Regions from separate parts of the Homo sapiens genome. Here region 1 is linked to region 2. The links are chromatin loops, found by intact Hi-C in ENCODE. Cell type or tissue: IMR-90. All regions are shown on one strand. Each heading gives the region's core, and the rest is flanking DNA. Links, peaks and the distances in the headings are about the cores only.

What was found. Peaks named below come from ENCODE experiments on the same cell type or tissue, not always from the same donor. Only the 100,000 strongest peaks of a DNase experiment are listed, where the experiment ranks them.
Region 1: a loop joins it to region 2, with 6 times the contacts of the local background. A loop is called at or near these places in 11 of 110 quality-filtered maps.

The regions. Positions count from the first base shown.
Region 1 is chr4:176,274,131-176,281,958 of GRCh38, reverse strand. It overlaps a transcript of ASB5 not described here. Among named protein-coding and RNA genes, the nearest start is that of ASB5, 8.8 kb to the right of the region's middle. In IMR-90, for the core only: a CTCF peak has its summit at 4,214; a DNase peak (open chromatin) is centred at 4,218; H3K27ac peaks cover 222 bases.
Region 2 is chr4:175,943,326-175,951,153 of GRCh38, reverse strand. It overlaps LOC107984113 (a long non-coding RNA gene), which reads left to right. Exons shown (of 4, transcript XR_001741924.3): 3 at 3,456-3,509. It also overlaps a transcript of GPM6A not described here. Among named protein-coding and RNA genes, the nearest start is that of WDR17, 120 kb to the left of the region's middle. In IMR-90, for the core only: a CTCF peak has its summit at 3,839 (motif pointing left); no DNase peak of the experiment used is centred there.

The DNA.
Region 1 (7,828 bases), core at 1,950-5,949, 330 kb before region 2:
CAGTGGCACGATCTCGACTCACTGCAACCTCTGCCTTCTGGATTCAAGTGATTATTCTGCCTCAAACTCCGGAGTAGCTCCAACTACAGGTAAGCACCACCATGCCCAGCTAATTTTTGTATTTTCTTTTTTTAGTAAAGAAGGGGTTTCACCATGTTGGCCAGAAAGGTCTCAATCTCTTGACCTCATGATCCACCCGCCTTGGCCTCCCAAAGTGCTGGGATTACAGGCCTGAGCCACCACACCTGGCCCAGATTTTTATTTTTAATTAGCTTGCTTGGGAGTCATTGGGCTTCTTCAATGTGTGGATTGATAGCTTTCATTAGATTTGCAAAATTCTCAGCCATTACATTTGCAAATTTTGCTGTTGGCCATTTTTTAAATCTATGACCTCTATTAAATATATGTTAGGTTTTCTAATTATATCCTCAATTCCTCCTGTTCTTGCTTCCGTCTCTTTCATCTTGGGTAGTTTCTCCTGACATCTTCAGAGGTGCTAACTATGAGTTACATCTATCTGCTGATGATACACCCAACCATTGAGTTACTAATTTTAGACACTATGTTTTCTAGTTCTAGGGTTTCTCTTTTTCTTTTCATTTTCATTTTTTTCTTTTGCTTTAAATCTGTGATGTTCTTTTTAAAGATTCCACTTTTCTGCTGAAATGTTAAAATTTGACTTCTATCTTTGTGAGCTTAATAAAATACTAAATAAATTTATCTTCACTATCTGAAATACCTATGGGTCTATATCTGTTTGTGCTAGTTCTCATTCATATTGATGTGTCTTTCTGTGTGTTTCCTTATTATTTTTGAATGAATCCTAACCCTGTTTGAAAAACATGTATAGAAAAATTTAGGCCCTAGAACATTACCTTCCTCCAGAGAGCATTGTTTCTTTTTGTTAGGTGCCTATGGGCACTAGCAATCTTGAATCACCTTAATCCAATTTCAAGGATTAAAATTTTATTGCCCATGCAGACATTGAAGGGGCTCATGTACTTCTGGCTTACTCATTCTTACTGCTAGATTTCAGCTCTTCTGGATGTCAAGTCTAAGTGTTCAGCATTCCATTTGCTATGGTCCTCAATCTTGGTAGGCCTGTTTCTTCAACTTTTATTTCCGCTTTCCTGAAGAGACTGTATGAGGATTGCTTTATCTCCCTGCCATCTCTTCCTCATAGCAAATGTTCCTGGAGCAAAAGTGGTCTCAGCAAAAACAAGCAATGGGAAAAGGATTCCCTATTTAATAAACGGTGCTGGGAAAACTGGCTAGCCATATGCAGAAAACTGAAATTGGACCCCTTCCTTTATTTATCTTTGCAATATAGTTTTTATTTAATTGCAGTATAATTTACACAGTGTAGAATTGCACACATCTTAAATAAAAATTAACTCAAGATGGATTAAAGACTTAAATGTAAAGCCCAAAACCATAAAAACCCTAGAAGAAAACCTAGGCAATACCATTCAGGACATGGGCATGGGCAAAGTCTTCATGACAAAAACGCCAAAAGCAATGGCAACAAAAGCCAAAATTGACAAATGGGATCTAATTAGAATAAAGAGCTTCTGCACAGCAAAAGAAACTATCATCAAAGTGAACAGGCAACCTACAGAAAGGGGGAAAATTTTTGCAATCTACTCATCTGACAAAGGTCTAGTATCCAGAATTTACAAGGAACTTAAACATATTCACAAGAAAAAAACAACCCCATCAAAAAGGAGGCAAGGGATATGAACAGACATTTCTTAAAAGAAGACATTTATGCGGCCAACAAACATATGAAAAAAGTTCAACATCACTGATCATTAGAGAAATACAAATCAAAACCACAATGAGATACCATCTCACACTAGTCAGAATGGTGATTATTAAAAAGTCAAGAAATAATAGATGCTGGTGAGGCTGCAGAGAAATAGGAACACTTTTACACTTTTGGTGGAAATTTAAATTAGTTCAACCATTGTGGAAGACAGTGTGGTGATTCCTCAAGGATCTAGAACCAGAAATACCATTTGACCCAGCAATCCCATTACTGGGTGTATACCCAAAGGAATATAAATCATTCTACTATAAAGAACATGCACATGGATGTTTATTGCAGCACTATTTACAATAGCAAAGACTTGGAACCAACCCAAATGCCCATCAATGATAGACTGGATAAGGAAAATGTGGTACACATATGCCATGGAATACTATACAGCCATAAAAAGGAATGAGATAATGTCCTTTGCAGGGCCATGGTTGAAGCTGGAAGCATCATCCTCAGCAAATGAACACAGGAACAGAAAACCAAACACCTCATGTTCTCACTCATAAGTGGGAGTTGAACAATGTGAACACATGGACACAGGGAGGGGAATATCACACACCGGGGCCAGTGGGGGGTTGGAGGGTGAGGGAGCAAGAGCATTAGGACAAATAGCTAATGCATGTGGGACCTAAAACCTAGATGATGGGTTGATAGGTGCAGCAAACCACAATGGCACACGTATACTTATGTAAAACAAACCTACACGTTCTACACTTGTATCCCAGAACTTAAAATAAAATAAATAATAATAATAAAAATAAAAAAGTAAAATAAAAAGGCACCTGAAAAAAAAAGTGGTCCCAGAGTCCATGCTCTCCTCTTTGGATTTTCTATTTGTCCTGGATTCTTGGTCTGATGCTTTCTCATTTTCTTTATAGCTTTTAGATGCAACTAGAAGCATGGTTTAATGTTTCATCTAGAAATCATTGTCTCCAATGGGAGGTTTGTTCTGAATTAACTAGCCTGCCGTTACCAGAACTGAAGATTTATTTATCTTTGCAATATAGTTTTTATTTAATTGCAGTATAATTTACACAGTGTAGAATTGCACACATCTTAAATAAAAATTTGTTGAGGGTTTTTTCCCCCAAATGTGTATTCCCATGTTACCATCACTGAAAGACAGATGATGTTCCAATATTCCTGGAAAGTTACCACATTTCCTCTTCTAGTCAAATCTCCAACTCATCCTATCCCCCGCAGCAATGTCCTTTAATTTCAATAGTCATATATTTATGTTGTTGACTTTAAACTTCATATAAAATAAATCATATAACGTACTCTTGCTCAAAGTAAGTTTTTGAGATTCATCTACATTTTGCACATATTCGTAGCTTATTCCTTTTATTGTTCTACTGTATTATGTTATGTAAATGTACCAGAGTTAGTTTGTTTCCTCTTGATGAAAATTTGAGTTGTTTTCAGTTTTGGTTAATATGAATATATCTTTTATGAACATGCTCAGGATTCCTTTGAATTTTAATTTCTTGTGGGTAATGAGAGGCCATTCATATTTAAACTTAGGATATAGCTATGTTATTGGAGTTTCTTACACCAAGCTACGTACCAGGCTTCATCTTCCAACTTGGTCTTCAACAGTTGGTTTTACTTGTCATATATTTTGTTATTTCAAAACTTATTTATTTAACAAATTTTTATAAAGCACTTAGTATGTGCTAGACATTATTCCAAATACTTTTAAGTACTGACATATTTAATATTTAATCATTCTGACAACCTATTGAGATAGTTATTATTAGTATTCGCATTTTACGAATTATGAAATGGAGGCATAGAAAGGTTAATTAACTTCCCGAGGTCACAGGAGGAAAAGTAGGAGAGTTAAGATTCAAACCAAGGTGCTCCTCCTCCAGAGGCAATGCTGCCTTTCTAGAGATGTTCATATGTGGCAAGGAATGCCTCCAACATAATCTCATATAACCTTAGAATAAACGACCAGGCCCCTTTCATATGCTGCAAATGTTCTTTACAGTAAACCATTGCACAAAAATTAGGTACATATAAAATGTGCTCATTTGAGTAGCAAGGTTGGTAAACTGAAGAGACTCTCCACAAGTCAAATATGGGCAAAGCGTGCTTACCTGTCGACCCCATTCGGTTCCTCATGAATGTTTCCTCACTTGTTCGGGGAGCGAGTTTTCATTCTCTCCATGTATGAGTTGCCAAATTCATGTGATAAATATGCAAGAGGCTGAAGAGTTCAGTCCCTTCAGTGTTCTTGTGCAGTCTGCCTTCCCTTGCCATTCACAAAAAAAATCTGATCTTGGTTTCATGGACCTCAGTATAATGATATTCATCTTTGTTGGTCTTTGCAAAACACTGCCAAAGCCCATTACTGCCTTTGGTGATATTACAGACAGAGGCCAGGCGGGGGAGCTCCCCAAAGGACTCTACATAGAAAGTGTGACCAAGCCAAGCTCGGAGGCAGTTACCATAAAAAAAAAAAAAAAAAAAAAAAAATGAAGCCAGAATGTAACTGGAAAGCAAAATAGAGGCTTGAGAATTGTCCAAGTGAGAAAGACAAGGAGAGAATATAAACATTAAACTAATGCTGAGGTTGGTGGACAAATAAAGGCTTCACTCGACTTTTTATTGATTTGACATTCTGGTACTAGATAAAGGAAAGAGCAAAACAAAGTGCAGGATCGAGAGAAAATCGATTGCTTGAAAAACTGGGTATTTTACTTGCTGCAAGTCCCGACTGTGTCAGCTGATGAGTTTAACACTATGACAGCACAGTCCTCACCTGCCTGCTCGCTGCTGTAATCCCCACACTGTTGTGTGCCCTATAGCACCTGGCACACGGGAAGCGCTCAAGAGATGTGTGTGAATGAAGGAGCCACATCTTGACTTGCGACGCGGAGCAGTAAGCTGCAGTTATTTGGTAGCGGTAAGCTGGAGTTTGAAAAATTACTCTGGGGCAGGTTTGTTTACTGTTTTTGAAAAGGATAAAATCAGGGGCTCACCAGTTGCGGGGCTGCCTTTAAAAGGAAATTAAAAATGCAGGGCATATTCTCATACACCCTTCCAATGGGCCTGTAACATAACTATTTTCCTGTTTTCATCGTTGAGAAAACAGGCTCAGAGGGATTAAGGAACTTGCCTGAGTTCACACGGCTCATAACTAGAGCAACTAGTTCTTCTGAAGACCTTGCCCTGCCTGCCTACCACTTTCTGCTGACTTATCCTGATTTTCCTGGGACATACAGCATGTCAGCTGCTAGATGCTCATCAGAGCAAATGTCGAGGCTTTAAGGTGGCCGTGTACTTTTTGTTGTCTTCATTTCCCTACTGGTACAACTTCAGTTAATTCACGGGTTGCGTTAGGGTTACGGTAATATACAACAAGATGTATTTGCTGTTACTATTCTTATTATCATTGCCACGATCACATCTTCAGGTAAGAGTTCCCAGTTCCAGAGCCTTGATTTCTTAAATCAGGAGCCATGGATGCCAGTGTGGGATATGTTTTATTTCTAAAACCCAAAATATCTGCTGTCTTCCCAGGATATATCAAACTATTGAGTGACTTTGTTATGGAGCCTGGGAAGATGAAATTACTCAGAATATTTGTGATGTGTACATTTCTTAAGAAGTTACAGCTATCTTTCATACCATGGAGCAAAAAATACATCATTTGTTTTATATATAACATTGGTTATGAATTCTGATTATAGAAATGGATATATTTCCTAACACCAGAGGGGGGCTGATTGATTTCCTTTATATAGTTACATGTCTACAGTAGGCAGTGAGTATGGTACTATTGGAAGTTGGACATTTCACTAGACAAGCACACAGTAAAATTTCAGTGCCTGGCATGCAACAGATTCTAATTTAACTTAAATAACAAAGTAAAAGTAATAATTACAATGTAGCTAATATTTGTTGAGCTCTTACAGTGCAGGCGAGTGAGTGCTTCATATGAATTATTGCATTTAAACCTCCCAACATGTGAAGTAGATACTTTTATCATGGAACTCTTTACAGGTAAGGAAGTGGAGGTGCAGGGAGGGTTACCAGATCGTCCAAGATTACACATCTATGGTAGAGGCAATACTTGAACTTAGTTTATGTTTTACTACACTGGGTAAGATATTTGAAATTAGAGCAAGGTTGAATATGTAGTATCCTTTTCACATATTATTTTATCCCATTAAGCTTAACAAGGAAAAGATGAAGCCCAGCTCATTTTCTGTCTTCTATACACAGGTGGAAGAATAAATTCTACCTCCTGCTTGCCTCGCTGCAGTGGGGATGAGGGAGAGGGGACTCAGCCAGATGCTGAATTCCCCAGACAGCTGACAGGTTCCCAATTTCCAGGTTTGTATTATTGCCTGCAAGTATGAAGATGGGAATATTACCAGCTAGTGCATGACTAGTGCTTATCTTCCTTCCTCCAGGATAGAAGCACCAGAGGCTAGCAGGGACTAGCCAGAGGCTGAGTGGTGGTCACCAGAGTGACTCCTGCAGCCCCAGCAGACATGTGCTGAGGCTCCCCTTTGCTCATATTCTATGGGATCGTAGGGAGCTGGGAGATGGAAGCAGGAAGAGTACTAAGTTGACTGTGTAAACTGCTGGAGAAAGGTGAACTATGTACTAGTATTGCTCATGTTATATAAAAAGTATTAAATTTATAAGTCTAATAAGAACATGTTTAAAATATAATTTTTTTCTCTAAAATTCATAACTGGAGTTAAAATAGATTTGAAATGCATGCACACAAGGCAGTACTTATGTTGTTAAAGAAACTATAATCTTAGAATCCTAAACAGGGTCCTCCTAGACCCCAATTTTATTAGCCAATTGGCCATGTTCCAGGGTAAATCATATATTTTACCTCAAGAAATGATCATTATTAATTCATACACGTGTATAAGAATGCTGATCAAATTGCTATGCAGGGCCTGATGCGGAGGCTTATGCCTGTAATCCCAGCACTTTGGGAGGCCGAGACGGGCGGATCACCTGAGGTCAGGAGTTCAAGACCAGCCTGGCCAACATGGTGAAACCCTGTCTCTACTAAAAAATACAAAATTAGCCAGGCATGGTGGCATGCGCCTGTAATCCCAGGTACTCAGGAGGCTGAGGCAGGAGAATCGCTTGAACCTGGGAGATGGAGGCTGCAGTGAGCCCAGATAGTGCCACTGCACTCCAGCCTGGGCGACAGAGTAAGACTCCATCTCAAAAAAAAAAAAAAAAAAAAAAATTGCTATGCTGGAAGTACTGGAAAGATCACTGTGGTATCATTTCACTTCTAATGTAGTCCCATGCTTTGGATCTTCAAAATGATGTCATTGAAAGGTTTCCCTTTCAATAGTCTTTCAAATATGTGGTTAGTTAAAATGAGATGGTTAGAACAAATTCTTAATCATAGAAGATTTGGGTGAGGCACATCAGCTTTGGCCCAGTGACATACTCCACTATTTAGCCAAAGGCTATTTATAACCCACACAGGGCACAAATGTACACTGTAGATCACAGGGTGTGGCTACCTCAGAGGACAGTGGTTAAACCAGGCAATTATCCATGTTTCAACACTAACATCTGAATAATAACCTGAGAGGCACTGCAGGGCAAAAAACCTGGGTGGGAATCTCAGTACTTCCACTTCAAGATGTATAATCTTGTGCAAATTCCTTACCTTCTTTCAGTCTCTGTTTCTTCATCTGTTGTACAGAAGGGATAATGATACCCGCTTCATAATTTCTCTTTACAAGGACTCCAGAAAATATAAATATATCAGGGGTTTTTTTTCCGTACAAGTGAGAGAAGCCCTCAATTCAAATTGATTTGATTAACAACAGCAAAAATGACTTTATTACTTCATATTACTGTCAAATCTATATTACTGTCAGATCAGCTACTTCAGGTGCAACTAACTAGATCCAGGTGCTCCAATGAAGGTACCGTGATGCTGCCTTTTCAAATCTCAGCTGTGCATTTCTTTTTATTGGCTGAATTCCTAGGCGAGCTATTTCTTTACTG
Region 2 (7,828 bases), core at 1,833-5,832:
TGATAGATGAAGCTTTCCAATTATTTATCGACGTGTTGTATTTAAGAGTAGTAATTTCTAGGTTGCAGAGATGAAATTCCCTTTCCCAGTGGTCACTTGGAATGGGTGGCATTCAGTATAACAGAAGCCTGAAATAACCAAAAAGGCTTTCTAAATATTCATGGGAGAAAAAAAAAAGTCTTACAAATACTATATTTTAACATTTAGTATTATCTCTGCTCCTGTAAGTATTTTTAGTTTCAGAGCTCTACTTTCTTACTCAACTAAATATTTTTGATAATTCAGAAATTAACATTGTTGAAATTATGGCTGATAATTTCTGTAGGAATAATAGAATTCTTGCTATTAATCATTTAAGGTGACAAGAAATATCATGACATTTAGAACTATTGTGTGTCATTTAAAAATACTTTCATGAAAATAATACATTTCTCTAAATGTAAGTGAGGACTTTGTCCCCTCATTTCCCCTGCCAGCACACTCAGGCACAGCAAAAAATAGCACTGCCCAATCTGTTGACTGCAGCAGATTGTCCTAGGTTCTTTTGAGAGTAAAGTTAAATGTAAAAACTCCCCCAAAGCTACTTTTTTCCACTTTTGAAGCACGTTTCAATAACCAGACATCATCTTGCAATTCCTTTCCTGGAAAGTCATGGTTAAACCTGGAATATTTAAGTTTTGTTGAAAGTTGGAAATAATTCACAAGTATTATATTCTTATTTTCACATTTCAAAATTATATCCAGTTGTATAGAACATATTATGTGCTTGGAATGTCTTGTCTTAGGAATCAATGGCACTTTTGTAATTATTTTAATTAATAAAGCCATTAAAATAATGTAAAAAAATTGAATAAAAATAAACATCTATTATGTCTCATTGAGACTCTGTTAGACCCATAGCTAATAAAGTTTTATTTATTCTTTTCTAATGATGTAACTACACATCTGCATTTGGATGGGCCATAGAGTTCTTAAAATATCACAATACAGTAGAAAGAAATATATTAACTTTGTCAAAGTGTATATAATTTTGTTTCCCTTTATATTCATTGCAAAATGAATTGCTTTCTTAATGGAGAACTTTGTGTGCTTTTAGGATTTTTTGAGGGTGTCCTTACTTTATTTTCTTTACAAAAATGTTTGTGATCCATTGGTGTTTATACATTGTCTGATTACTAAGAACTTTATCTTTCTTCACTCATGAACTTGTAAAATTTATTGAAAATATGTGGTGAGAACTCATAAGGCTACAGTGTTTATTTTCTATTTGGTTTCATGAATTGTCATCCAAACAACTTAGCGCAGATATCAGACAATTTTTAAACAAGCTGTTGACAATACCATCTATTCAAGGAATGTACTAAATGTGAAGAATGAACAAGACTGTAAAGCCTGTCGGTTCAGCTTTATCTTTTTCATGAGTTTAAAATCAAACTTCTGAGGACTCTGAAAGTATCAGCCAAAGACAACCTCATTTATTTACTGATTTGAAGGAATCTTTACTAAAGTTAGCTCTTGATAAGAAGATGCAAGGAGTATTAGCTATGGTTCAGCTTAACAGCCCTTGATTATTTAGTTTCTTAGATAAAAAATCAAACAAACTCATATTTGTTTTACATAAAATATATGCCAAACACAGTTAATGATGATTTTAAGATGTAATGTAAAATTTATATTACTTTGACTTTTGGTCAGGTGTTGTGGTTAAGGTCTGTAATCCTAGCACTTCGGGAGGCTGAGGCAGGAGGATCACTTGCAGTTAAGAGTTCAAAGCCAGGAGTTCAAGACTAGCCTGGGCAACACAGCCATGAGACCCTGTCTCTACCACCACCACCAAAAACAACAACAAAAATAAACAAACTTGACTTTTAGTGAAAAAACTTTCCCAATTGTTAAAAAAGGATATACATATTTTCATTGCAAACAAATGAGAAATTACATAAAAACATAAAAAGAACATTAAAATTACTTCTTATCACACTACCCATGGATAACTCCTTTTGATATTTCTGAGTATTTCTTTTAAAAATATTTTGTGAATGTTTAAGTTAGCTACTCATTTTAGGAGCTTTTTTTGATTTCTTAGTTGCATGGAAGGGAATTCAACTGTGGGAAAAGAGATATCCAAATCTACCTCATCCCTCCACCACATCCCCCCAACACACACACACACACACACACACACACACACACACTTACCACCAAATGCAGTCTTGTTGGTAGAATAAGAAAAGTATCTCATCTTTATCAGGAAATTATTGCTTGTTTTCAAGGATCTATGGCATTTTAATGATTGTTCTTTGCTCAATCTAGTAACAATTGATAGTAAGTTAGTATTAACATTGTTATTTTACTGCGTAGGGGCATGAGTCCATAGCATAACTTTGTGGCCAGTGTTTCAGGATTCCTGCAGAAGGAAAAGACAGAATCACAATTATAATTCTTCTCACTTCCAGTTAGCATTTTCTGATTTCTTATGTGGTTGTATTAACCCATATGATATATTTGTGTTTTTGAGTTACGATAATGAATTATATAAAGTTTGATGGATTGATCATAATTTTAGAGTTCAAATATTCAAAAGTCAAACAATGTAAAGGAGGTAGAATCAGATGTGGCATCTTAGTTTGGACTGCTGTAACACAATACAATAGACTGTGGGGCTTAATCAACAAACCTTTATTTCTCAGAGTTCTGGATGCTGGGGGTCCAAAACCAGGGTGTGAGCATGGTCAGGTTCTCAGCGAGGGCCCTCCTCCCGGCCCACAGATGGCCATCTTCTCATTGTATTCTTCTATGAAGGAAAGAAAAATCATTTCTCTCATGTCTTTTCTTATGGAAACTAATTCTATTTATGAGAGCTCCACCCTCATGACCTAATTACCTCCCAAAGGTCTCACCTCTTAATACCATCACTTTGAGGGTTAGGATTTCAACATGTGAACTTTCAGGGGGACACATCCTGTCTATAACATGAGGGTATCATAATATTGGAGCAAAAAATCACAAAAACATGTCCTCTCTGTAGCACTTATTAAGCTGCAAGTATTATCTTCAGGTGTCCTCTGCATTTACTAACTCTGAAATGGGATGTGTTTGGAAAACACATTGCTATTGCTATTGCTATTGCTATTGCTAGGTGCTATGTTGGCATATAGTGTTGCATAGAAAAAAAGTAGGGCTTTGTTCCTTCATTCATCTTTTTATTCATATATGAATGCATGCATACATTCACTAATTATCAAGTGCCTACTGTGTTCTAGGTATTTTACTAAAAAATCTAGAATATGATGAGGAAATTGAGAACACAATATTTTCATATTTTCTTTGAAAAAAGTAGTGAGGAGACAACATAGTGTACTTGAAAAATATACTCAGCCCTCAGTAGTAATATTGATTGTGCAATTAAAATGTCGGGTGTCTTTGGTTAAATTATTTGTGTTTTTTTATTTTAGCTGAGTGATCATAGTTCCTGCTCTATTAGCCATTCATCTGGAGAAACAAATGAGGTAATGAATGCAAGAACATTTGCAGAATACGTATTACAACACAAATGCTCATTATTATCAGGAATAACTTGAAAATGCATGTGGGATTTATGATGTGCTTTTATAATATTTTATCTTGAAGACATCATTATTTTTGAGTTCTTCAGACTTAAGAAATATTATTCTTAAGAATATTACACTTAATAAATATTATTCTTAAGAATGTTAGACTTAAATATTATTCTTAAGAATATTAGACTTAAGAAATATTATACTTAATATTGTACTTAAGAAATATTATTAAGATAGTGTCTTTAAATGACTTTCTTCAGTCGAAGTTTTCCCTCTAGTGGTTGCTGTGGAAATCACAGGAAGATTTTCTAATGCTAAATGTTCAAATGGAAAATAAACACATAAGAATTGAAAAACGAATAGCCAGAATTATTGAGGAAATTCGAGCTAGTGTTTTTTTTTTTTTAAAGACTCTGTAGTTAGATTTTAAAATTATATAACAGCACTCAGTTTCTGAAAATTAGAAAGAAAATTATTTGGTCCTTTTATGGCATCAAATGGATTTTAATGAAGATGATGATTAATATATCTAGGCTTGAAGAAAGCAATAAGAAAGCCACACACACTTCATTTCATCCTATAAATGAAGCATTTTCAAATGCAGGCTCTTAAATGATTTTGCTTTCTTTTTTGATCTGGCTTCCAGTACAGCAGTAATCTCCAGTTTTGGCTTCCTCTCAGGAAGTTGAGCAGAAGTTGTGCGTGAATAAGCATATTTTGGTTTTTCTTAAAGGCACCTTTCTTATAAATCACTCCCCAAATCAGAAACACTGAAATGTGATGGTAGGATAAAGGCATTTTAAAAATCCAAGCCCCAGAATGCTCTACCAGGCCCCAATTGTCTGTCCTCTGCCCACCTCTGTAGCCTGGCATCGTCCTGCCCTGCCCTTGCCCACAGTGCTTGGGCTGCTGCCATCTTTATCCCTCGGACACTCCACAGCTGTGCTTGCGGTTCCCTGTTCTTGACATGCTCTGCCTCACATCGCTGGCTTCTATGGACCACCTGCCTCAAAAACGTCTTCCCTGACCCACCTAGAAAAGTAGGCTTTGACAGTTCATCTTCATCACATCACCCATTTATTCACTCCAGAACTCTTACCATCATCTAAATAGTGTAATTTATTTTCTACTAGTTTTTGTCTGTCTCCCTTAGAAGAATGGAAGCTACATGACACAGAGATTTATGCATCTTTTCATGATTGTGACCCAGACCCTAGAACAGTGCTTCACACAAGGCAGGTGCTTGATATTGGTTGGCACAATGAATAAATGAATGGAAGATGATAGGAACATTAACTAATCAGTGTTATTTGTTTAAAAATTTTCCTGAAACACTCAGTTGTTTTTGGTGCCTTGTCTTAGTTGATACTCAATTTGTAATCTTTGAAATAATTTAACTTCCTCATTAACTTTACATTCGAATGAAGTTTAATTTTTTTAATTTTTATAAATTTATAGATTTTTTATAGATTTAGGGGGTACAAGTACTGTTTTGTTACGTGGATATACTGCATAGTGGTGAAGTCTGGGCTTCTAATGTAACTAGCATCCAAATAGCGTACATTACACATTTAGTCTTCTAAGTCTCCAGTGTCTATTATTTCACTCTCTATGTCCATTACTTATATGTGGGAACTAAGTAATATGCACCCGTATTACTTAGTTATAAGTAATATGCACCCGTATTACTTAGTTGTACGTAATATGCACCCGTATTACTGAGTTGTACGTAATATGCACCCGTATTACTGAGTTGTACGTAATATGCACCCGTATTACTGAGTTGTACGTAATATGCACCCGTATTACTGAGTTGTATGTAATATGCACCCGTATTACTGAGTTGTAAGTAATATGCACCCGTATTACTTAATTATAAGTAATATAACTTACAAGTAATATAAGTTATATTACTTATAACATATATTATAACTTATATTACTTATAAGTTATATTACTTGCAACTTATATAACATGTTTCTTATAAGTTATATTACAACTAAGTAATATGGGTGCGTATTACTTACAACTAAGTAATATGGGTGCGTATTACTTACAACTAAGTAATATGGGTGTGTATTACTTACAACTAAGTAATATGGGTGTGTATTATTTACAACTGAGTAATATGGGTGCGTATTACTTAGTTCCCACTTATAAGTGATACCAGGTGGTATTTATTTCTGTTTCAGATGGGGTTTTAAAAAGTTTTACAATTCTTTATAGAGAAACTCTACTATGGAAACACTAAATTAAATATTTGTTTGTACTAAACAAGAACATGATGCTTGTTCATCTCCTTTAATAAATTCAATTAGATTACACAGCTTATCTAGTGATACGTGCAGTTTCTTATATCTGTACAGTAAGAAGTTATTCCAGAAATTAAGATTGTTTTTCTGAAATTTATATTGTTTCATTCTGCTTTGTTTTCCGTAGTGAGATAATTGCTGTTCACACTCACGTACTTGGCTTCGTCACAGAGTCTTTTCTAGCCTCAATGAATAATTTTTTTTAAAAAACACCCTTTTCTCAAAAGGCTTACTTTTTAAACCTTTAATCAGTTTTGACTGATCTTCTCCTTTGAAACTGCTCTAATTATTTCTCATACCACTTGATGGTTTGGGGACCGAAAAAACAAAAAACAAAAAACAAAAAAATGTACATGAAGACTAATGATTCGAGGTCTCTGAAACTGAGACGTCTGTATTTATGTCTGTTGAAGACTGCAGTCGGTAAAGCCTACAAAACGCATTATTAGGAATAGTGTTGCGCTGGTTTCCTTTGTATTCATGTCTGTTGCCTGCTAATCTGAATTTGTCGTCCATGCCACTAAGAGTCAAGCAGTTTTGCTGAAAATTTGTGGCCAAAAGGCAAAAGCCAGAAACTGTAGATTTCTTACTTGAGTGTTCTGCTCCGTCATTTTCTTCATACAGCCCTATGAAAATGAGGGAGATGTGCAGAGATTGTAATGGTATTCCCCTGATAATACTGTTAAGAGCTGTATGCTCTCCATATGTGGTAATAATCTGTGTCTGTTCTGTCTTGTACGTGTGTGTATATGTTCAAGGAATAATGTATTTTAATCTATGTAAATGAATGATAAGAATTGGAATAAAAATCAGTATGCATTTTATAGATAGTTCTGTTTATTACAAACACTTAAAAAGAAAGATGAAATGCAGCTTATCCCTGACTTACTCGGGCTGTTTCCTTTTGCACTCATGCTTTCCTGCTCTCGTTACCATAGTTACTGGTTTAATCATGATGCACAGAACAATTTCTAATTACAGTATATGCCAGCACAAAAATTAATTCTTTGCATATCTTAGGCCACAAACAGCTTGTAGCTTGTTTTTTGGCACTTTATTACCACATATAATGAAAAAGACATTGGTACATAATTTTAAATCTATTATTGTCTGCTACTTGTTATCGAAATGAAAATAAGCTTCTAGAAATGGTTAAATTTCTGAACATTGCTCTCAAGACTAAACCAGGAAGAAGTCAAATCCATGAATAGACCAATAACAAGTTCTGAAATTGAGGCAGTAATTAATAGCCTGCCAACCAAAAAAAGCCCAGGACCAGACAGATTCATATCCGAATTCTACCAGAGGTACAAAGAGGAGCTGGTACCATTCTTTCTAAAACTGTTCCAAACAATAGAAAAAGAGGGACTCCTCTCTAACTCATTTTATGAGGCCGGCATCATCCTCGTACCAAAACCTGGCAGAGACACAACAAACAAAGAAAATCTCAGGCCAATATCCCTGATGAACATCGATGCGAAAACCCTCAATAAAATACTGGCAAACCGAATCCAGCAGCACATCAAAAAGCTTATCCACCACAATCACATTGGCTTCATCCCTGGGATGTAAGGCTGGTTAAACATATGCAAATCAATACACATCATCCATCACATAAACAGAACCAATGACAAAAACCACATGATTATCTCAATGGATGCAGAAAAGGCCTTCGATAAAATTCAACATCTCTTCATGCTAAAATCTTTGAATAAACTAGATACTGATGGAATGTATCTCAAAATAATAAGAGCTACTTATGAGAAACTCACAGCCAATATCATTCTGAATGGGCAAAAGCTGGAAGCATTCCCTTTGAAAACCGGCACAAGACAGGCATATCCTCTCACACCACTCCTATTCAAGAATAGTATTGGAAGTTCTGGCCAGGGCAATCAGGTAAGAGAAAGAAATAAAAGGTATTCAAATAGGAATAGAGGAAGTCAAATTGTCTCT